2 separate regions of the Homo sapiens genome follow, and region 1 is linked to region 2. A link is a contact called in ENCODE Hi-C data. All regions are on one chromosome and are shown on one strand. The core of a region is the stretch at or near the end of the contact, and the rest is flanking DNA. Distances in the headings are between cores, read along the strand shown.

Evidence for each region. A loop is a pair of places that touch in the nucleus more often than their neighbours do. Pooled maps may share reads with other maps.
Region 1: a loop to region 2 is called in a pooled map, with 5 times the contacts of the local background. The contact joins the promoter of RYBP here to the enhancer-like site in region 2. A Hi-C loop is called at or near these places in 2 of 37 single-sample maps with no recorded cell type and 3 of 50 pooled maps.

What each region holds. Positions count from the first base shown.
Region 1 is chr3:72,444,020-72,448,356 of GRCh38, forward strand. RYBP (RING1 and YY1 binding protein) reads right to left here and starts at 2,604. Exons shown (of 4, transcript NM_012234.7): 1 at 2,477-2,604. The coding sequence starts at 2,604. RefSeq lists silencers at 2,921-2,980, 3,041-3,450.
Region 2 is chr3:71,390,416-71,394,532 of GRCh38, forward strand. The region is part of intron 3 of FOXP1 (forkhead box P1); the gene reads right to left. Among named protein-coding and RNA genes, the nearest start is that of FOXP1-AS1, 100 kb to the left of the region's middle. RefSeq lists a silencer at 1-157 and an enhancer at 1,838-1,917. Within about 2 kb of position 2,061, at least 4 of the 41 ENCODE cell types and tissues checked have a DNase peak (open chromatin) inside an H3K27ac peak, as active enhancers do.

The sequences.
Region 1 (4,337 bases), core at 1,354-3,853, 1.1 Mb after region 2:
TAAGTCATAGGTGGTTTCCTTGGTTGACTGGTAGATGAAGGTGACAGTGATGAGAATGATCAAAAACTGCAAAATAACCACCGGCTAGCCAACTAGCTAGAATTGTTAAAATACATAACACCAGCTCAGAGCAATAAAATACAATTTCTGTGCCACGAAACAAATTATTCTAAAAATCACAAATATTGCCTATTACCCAGCATCCAAAACACAAGTTTTCTACTGCCATCAATCTATACCAAGTCTGATTAAAACTACACAAGATAGAAAATGTCAAGTTCATACTCAAACTTTTGAGGTACAAAAAAAATACAAGAGGGCCAAGAAAAAAACATGGCAGTAACCAGTATCACAAAGGGATTAACCAACAGTTAACACACAAGACAGGATAGGATGAAAACCTGTCAAACTCACTTCTCCACATAAAACCTGTTCATAATGTAGGAAAACCAAAACGTTATTTGCATTCCAACCAACGATGACTTCTGAATAGATCTAAAACACCAAAATATTGACAATAACCAAAATGAAACCAACTGTGGCCAGCTAAGAGTGTCATGAATGCACACAGTTTTCAGTCCTCACACCTGTTAAATCTGTATTCAAATTCTATTAAATGACATCAGAAAATTACTCGAAGACCCTTAAAGTAGACGCCTTTCCCTGTTCCTGAATAGACTCTAAAATATTTTCACTGTAAATAATTCAGTAGTTTTAACTAAGTTTCAACAGTCATCTGCGGCTCTGAAAAAACTTTAAACATACATACATACCTTTTTTAAAAGTCAACACCTTCCATGTGCTTCCGAAAAATTGATGAGTAAGGTTTTTTAAAATACATGTTAAAAGCTGAAATGCACTTCATTATGAGATAATCATTCCCAGCGATAAATCAGACATAAACTTTTGAATTTGGTTTACGTTTCTCTTCACCAGTAATGTTCTCAAGTTCTTAGGAGTTTCCTAATCATTTACTTGAACACCATCTACGGTAACACTCAAAGCAAAACCACAATAAAGAGGTTTGGCCTCTGAGGGCTTCTACATGTAAAAAACATTACTCATAAATAATATACAATCACTACTGCTTTAAATAACAAATACATTTCTAAAAACTTTCATGCCATTTGATGGAATTCCCTATTTTAGACAGCAAAACAAAATCTATGAAACTACTGATGCGTGTTTTTTACTTTAGATATATTCCATGATAATACAAAACACCGACAAAAATTTCTTAAAACAACGTATGGAGTAATATTTTTAGTTTTTGATTATTTTTATTCAAAGGTATCATCATTTAAAGAGTGCAATTCACAGAAACAATAATTAGGCCAATTAATCTCAGAGTTAGATTATTTTAGGTTGCCCAATAATCCTATTTAATCCCAAGTATAAATAAACCAATGAAACCTTAACATGACATATTCATCTAATCAAAGAACAATATCCAGTTGGAACTGTGAAGTACTACTACACAGTCACACTGAAATGTCACCAATTCAAAAATAAGTACCTGATAAAATGAGACTTTTGGCAATCAACTGTAATGTTCTAAAGGATCCACCAAAAACTCATTCTTGTCTCACACACACACCCAATGCCTGTTCATTAAATGACACCAAGAACAGTTTAACTTCAAACTCTAACGCCAATGAAACAAATTCAGACATAAATTAAAAGATGACCAAAAGACTACATGAGTCTTGACATTTTATCCAAGTATTTATGAATGTTAAATCTAAAGTAGTTAACTCGTTTTAACATCACATGCAGTTTACGACCTTCATCAAAATGAAAAGGAATTCTTTCAACATTCTTTTCATCATCACAGAGCTTTAAACACAAACTTCCACAGTCACTGCTCATTTCACCATTTTACAAAATCGTCCCCCATCACCACCCCACATAAGCTAGTCAAAGAAAAAAAAAACTGACAGCTCAGTCTCCCACAAAATGCACTTACTTTATCAAATACCGACATTTATTTTCAAGTGCAAGAAAGTAACAGACATTTGCAGCTCAAGACAGGAAAAGCACAGCCAGCCTTACTACCCCCACTAAATTTCTCAGACAAGAGAAAAGTAACTCGGGACAGGCAAATTAAAACCATTCTACACATGGCAAAAATATAAAACATCTATGTCCTACAATCCATAGCGATAGTACTGCTTCCTCTCTTCCCCAGCCAATACCAATAAGCCAATAGACACAAGTGTCAAATAAATCCAGTGTCCGTTTGAAATAAAATGAAAACCTGGAAAAATTCCCTCCCATAAATCATTTAGCGAACACAAGGCTTTTCACCCAACACTTAATACACTCAACCCAAAAACACACACAACCCACCCGCAAATACAAAAAAAGCCGTAATCAACAAGTTGGAAAAAGGGCAGAAAGTAAGGCTCACTACCCTCTCACTTAAAAAAAAAAAAAAAAAGTCCTTTAACAAAAGGTAACACAGATCTTCAAGTACCTGGTGGAGGTGCCTTTCCTCACATCGCAGATGCTGCATTTAAAGGCTTCAGCACTGTTTCTGAAGGTGCAGACGCTACAATCCCAAAACCCTTCGTCTGCGGCAGGTTTCGCTTGTCTTTTTGGCCTTCCGAGGAGTGGAGAGTGGGGGAAAAGGGAGGGAAGAGGCAGGGAGCAGGAAAACGGGGGAGAGACAGCAAAACACAGACGCGGGTGAGCCGTCGTAATTTCGCAGGAATCCAGTGCTGGAAACTTCGCTCGGGAGACCACCCACCCACCCTTTCCGGGGACTGGAAGAGAGAGCGAGGAAGGGAACCGGGCGCCCCCACTGGCACCCTGCAAGCCCCGGGCCCGGGCCGGATAGCCTCGCACACCAGGCGGTGGCGGCGGCGCCCCGGGAAGGGCCGCGGCGGGCGCAGGAAGCGGGCGGACTTGTGGACTTGAGCGTGGGGCTGGGGGGGCCGGGAGGGGAGCCGCGGGCCGGATCTGGAGGGGGCGCGCAGGGGCAGCCCGAGGCCGGCGACGGGGAGTGGGCCGGCTCCTTCCCTCTCCACTCCCAAGCTCGCGCCCTCCCTCCCTCCCCACCTGGTTAAATCCATCACAGTCTCCGGACGAGACTAGTCCCCGCCAGCGCCGCCTCCGCCGAGTGACTGACGAGGGGCGGGGCCTGGCGCCGCGCGTCACGCGCCGTGCGGCCAATGGGAGGGCGGCGGCCGGCGCCGCGAGGGCGGAGGCGGGGCGCGGGGGAAGGCGGGGCGTGGCGGACGTGGGCCGGGCGGTCGGTGTGCGTGCCCGGGAGTGTGTGCGCGCTGGGGGCGCGCGTGCCTGTCGGTGGCCCCGCGGCCCGGCGCGGCGGAGCGTGCAAGCCCGGCGGGGCGCACGTGGCCGCGCCCGGGAGCTGGCAACTGGCTTCGGGCCCCGCACGGCGCCCCGTGAGGCTGTTGCCGGGACCCCGGCCCCGAAGCCGCCCCGGGGAAGTAGTTCCACGCAGTTTGCGCGCGCCGCGGGAGCTTGCAACAGCCTCACCGCTCGCAGCGCCTCGAGGCTTGCAGTGCCCAGGGGCCGACAAGGTCCACCTTTGGACCGCGTTCCCCCGCGCCCCTCTGTTCCTCTGCCATGCGGAGCTTTGTATTTGCCTCTTCTGAAGTCCCTGCGTCCGGCCGAGACGCTGGCCCGAAGCCCCACTCCCTGTCAGGCCCCTGTCGCGGGAGGGAACAGTAGAGAAAGGGCGTGGCATAACTAAATGCCCCCAGGCCAGACTCTGAGCTTCTGCTGGCGGACTCCTCCTGGGATCCTCCTCTCCCCTAGAGTCTAAATAGGGCGTTTCCTTAGGGAAGTTGCTATTCAAATTCTGGCGACCACATGCCCGCATTAAAACCTCGTGCCTCAGCTCCTTCATCTCCAAAATGGGGCTCATCCTCCCAGGGTTGTTTTGAATATTCGGAGAAATCAGGCATGGAAGGTTCGCTGATGGATGCCTGGTATTCACGAAGGACCAAAACAAGATATTGGGTATTAGGAGCTATTATAACTGGGCCTGAATTGTGCACCATTTCCCCCGCGTTCGATTTTTGAAGTCGAGGAACAGGGTAGTGCCCTTCACTTTCTGCCCTGCTCCAAAAACGCTTGCCAAATTGACTTGAACGTGACTCAGGACCCTCTGTCCTCAGGCAGGGAGATCTGGTAGGAGGACGACCCCAGATGATAAAAGACACAGACGCGGCTGTGCTGAAGCCCCAGGTTAGGGGAGGGACGGAGTCTTAGAATGCTGCTAGGAGTTGGGGCCCGGGGGTGGGGGGATTGGAGTTAAGACAGACCCTCAGCCAGGTTTATATGCAAATATAAAATAGGTTGTTATCAGG
Region 2 (4,117 bases), core at 811-3,310:
AGCAGGAAATGCAAAGGAAGTGTTCACTGCAACTTTGTAAACCAAAGGCAGAAAGCTCTGCCAAAGCAAATATCCTTACTGCAAGGCTTCTGCTTAAAAGGTCCTGCAAGTTACAGTTGTGCCTCATGGATGGGCGTCAGTAAGGATGTGTGTGTGTGTGGTGGGGAGGGGGGTTGGGGGGGGCAGTCAAGAATTCTATAGGAAGAGAAAAACAATCCAAGTCTCCAAAAAGCGAAAGGTTTATTCCATGATGACATTCTGTTCCAGTTTCAAGTAAACAAAGGCCAACTTCTTGCAGACATGGCAACTTCTTGCAGACGTGGCCCAAGTTAAAAACGGTTAAATAAGAAAGATTTTAAAAGTTCCTTTGTGCATGCTGCTTTGAAATAAACAGTTCAAATTCTTGTGCAGTGCCGTGTAGTCAGGAAGAGATGAGCCCCCCATCTGAGACAAGCCTCACGTTATCAAACTCTGCCCTCCCCAGGCCTGGCCTGTTGCAAATCCAGAATTAAACACTGTTAATTATTTGCAGGCAAAATCCTTTTCAAAGTAAAAAATCAAATTGTTTGTTCAAAAACTCCTGCTCCATCTAAGTTCCCCCTCCCGCTGAACATCATTACTTCAAAGAGCTCACAAAAATGTCATGGCCTCCAAACATGTATATGAAGGAAATGATGAATCTGTATGAATGGAAGATCTAAGTATTCTCCACTTGTAATAATAACACTCACCTAAAACAAAAATATCACATATTTCCAATTCTAGATTGGACTTTGTCAGGTTTCAATATTAAGAGTCAATTTTATTGACTTCCTCCAGTTTAAATTTAGAAATCTTTTTCTTACTGTCTTAACCACCCATGCCTACTTGCCCCCACTACAAAAAGTTTCATGGTTTAGACATAGGTTGAAAAATCTGCCTAACTAAATAAACAAAGACTGCCTTTCTTTCCAAATAAAAATGAGTTTAAGAATTTGCCTACTGTTCCCCCAAGACACAATCATATAGCAAATTCTCCCACCTCCAAAATGATTGATGTGATGTCTTTCCTTTCTTTCATCATTCCCTACCTTGTCTGGTCGCTGGTGAAAACCAGGAAGCCACAGACACACACTTCGGTCTTTCGCTTGTGCGGGCCTCAATTCTCCAATGCCAGGTTGCTGCCAATGTCCTTGCAGCCAATGGTAAACAGGCCACAAGGTTCAAGTTAACTGCGGAGCGTTACTACACTGAACATCTGGTCATGAATGAACGGATTGCCCACTAACTCTCAGCATTGGGCAGCTGATGAAAAATTCAACATTTTCCTTGTTGGCACAGTTGTTTTGGAGAATTCTCTAGAGCTTCCTGAATTATATTAAGAAAATTTCACTGCAGCAATCTATATCTGTGAGAACAGCTGGTGTTGAAAGGGATCTGCTGCTCTCTCTCTGTGCTGGGGGACCTCATGTTGGATCAGGACACTTTTACTACATTTGTCCTTGAAAACTTAGCCTTCGTTCAGGGGTACAGGGTAAAGCAGGAAAGACAGCTCACGGATGCTGGATTCCACACAGACGAACATCTTAATTCAGAGTGAAAAATCTATTACTCAGTGAAGAAGGCATTAAGATCAAAACAGTTCATTAGAAATAGACCTGTCTCTGAATTTTCTTTAGAAAACATATCTAATCAAAATTATCGTTGGGTTATGATATCAGATTGGTCCTATCAGCATGGCACATTTCCTAAAGATTTTCAGTAGAAAATAATAGTCCTTTATAAAACTCAACTAGATGCAATGTGTCCAAACATTACTTTTTCACCACATAACTGATTTTAAACTCAGCAAAGTGTTTTATTAAACCTAAGGGTGAAACAATTAGAGCAAATCTGATGTAATATGTTACATTATACTCAGCACTGGAAGAGGTCACAGTGACAGAGGTGTCTGAGGCTTAAGAAAAGAAATTCTCTAAAAATATAACAGTCGCGTTTAAAGAAATTAACTTGTTAATGGATATATGTGATATATTACTATTCTTTTTGTTTAAAAAAAAGGAAGTGGTAAACTTAAGTCAAGCTAAATTTAGGCTATTATCTATGCAGCATAAATTTCACTTCTGTGTATAAATGCTAACTTGCATATTTCTCCATGGTAACTAAACTATGATTAAAACAACAGTGAAACCAGCCTTTAAAGCCACCTGTTTAACTAGGAACAACCTAATTTACAAAAATACTTAAACTTTGGAAATTTCATGGGCATCTATATCGTGCTCTTCCCAGTAGAAAGCTCACTTTTCCATGAACATATAATTGCAATGCACTTGGCCTAGGTCGCAATCATTCTTTTTTTAACTAGTGTAATTTTTTTCATGTATTGTTCACGCTAACCTAAGTGGTATTTAAGATTGTAAAGAATAAGACTGTAATAACTCTTTCCAAGAAGAAAGTTATTTTACCGTTTGGAAGGGATTAATTTACCTAGAAAGTATCTTCACATTTTACAAAAAGAACAAATGAAAAAAGTGAGAAAATTCCAAACTGAAATGACTCTTTGAGATGGCAAGCCACATTCAAACTAATTTTTTTATTGAGATAGCCTGATAATTTACTAATGAAGAAATGGGCTATTTTATTGGTGAAATTAAAGAAATAATTATAATATGCCCAAGAATAATAAAAATGTAGGTATAAGCAATATTTTCTTATTTAATTATAAAACATAAAAGTAGGTTTGAATGTGAATCATTTTGAAACCTTAGAATTGGGTTTAGAATTTAAATACTGAAAACCCCATGAAGTTGAAGCATAATCATAATAGGTCAGGTTTGGTGTGAAAATCATGACTCATATTCATGACACATATTCAGAAATGCCTCATACTAAAACTTTATTATAATCAAAAATTGATCCTCAGTTTTTTTTTGTCTCCTGGTCTTTACATGATGTAATGTCTAAGACCACATTTCACACTGTTAAGTAATGATGACTATAGAAGACTCATAATAAAAAAAAAACTCATAAAATGTCACAATTTATAATTTTATGTATACTTGCCTCTCTAATATCATGTACATTTACGCAGTGGATGCTAATTAGATAACAACGGTATTACTATAATGTCTATAAAACCTGCCTTTAAAACCAAATTCCGTTAAAAATAGTCTTTTCAAGCTGACATAGCCCATTTCCAGGGTCATATTTAAAATAATTAGCACCATTGCTAGTAAATGTTCTAATAAAACTTGAAAATGATTTCTAAGCAAAATGCAAAATTCTCTAAACTTAACAAGAAAGTCTTCCAGTAATCTGAGATAATCTTTTGAAAGGGTGTCTGTGAAATCAAAGCAGTTTTAACATTTTAAAGTTCAGAATCTCTAGGGCCACTTACATGGCTCCTGAAAACTACTCTTGGAGAACCTGACCTATGGACTCTCTCATCCCATCTGATTCTTTTTCATTTTTTAAATTTTTTGTAGAGATGGGATCTCACTGTGTTGCCCAGGCTGGTGTTGAACTCCTGGGCTCAAGTGATCCTCCAGCCTCGGCCTCCCAAAGTGTTGGGGTTACAGGCATGAGCCACTGCACTCAGCCCCATATACTTCTTTGACACATACAAATGTCTGCGGAGCAGAGCAAGAGTTTCTGAGAAGCACATGGAAACAAAAGCCAACTATGCCTGCATCAACAATGTCCACTAAAAGAGCCCCAATTTCCAGAAGAGTCACCAGCTCCCAAAGAGCAGAATGTAAATTGTTCATATGCACCAGCCCAACTCCAAGGCAATCAGCAGTTATTTTTAGAAGTCCCGGATTTTTGTTTTCTCAGAACAATGATGAGTCCTCTTTAGAGATACGTTTTTAAAACCAACAGTCAACTCTCCTTTTTAAGCCTCCCCTATTTCAAATCCAATTCAGCTATTGGACAAAAAATCTAGAAGAAAGAATTCCATAGGCAGTGGTCATTTGTTCTTAAATACATCCCAGACCTTAGAAGAAAAGGTCAAACAGGTTATCTGTGAGTGTGAAGCAATGCCTAGGAACCAATGAGGGAAAAAGGTAACTATACCCACCATGAATTTGTCTGCTAGGTTTCTCCCGGTAAGATATAAAGTCTCTTCAATGGATCAAAG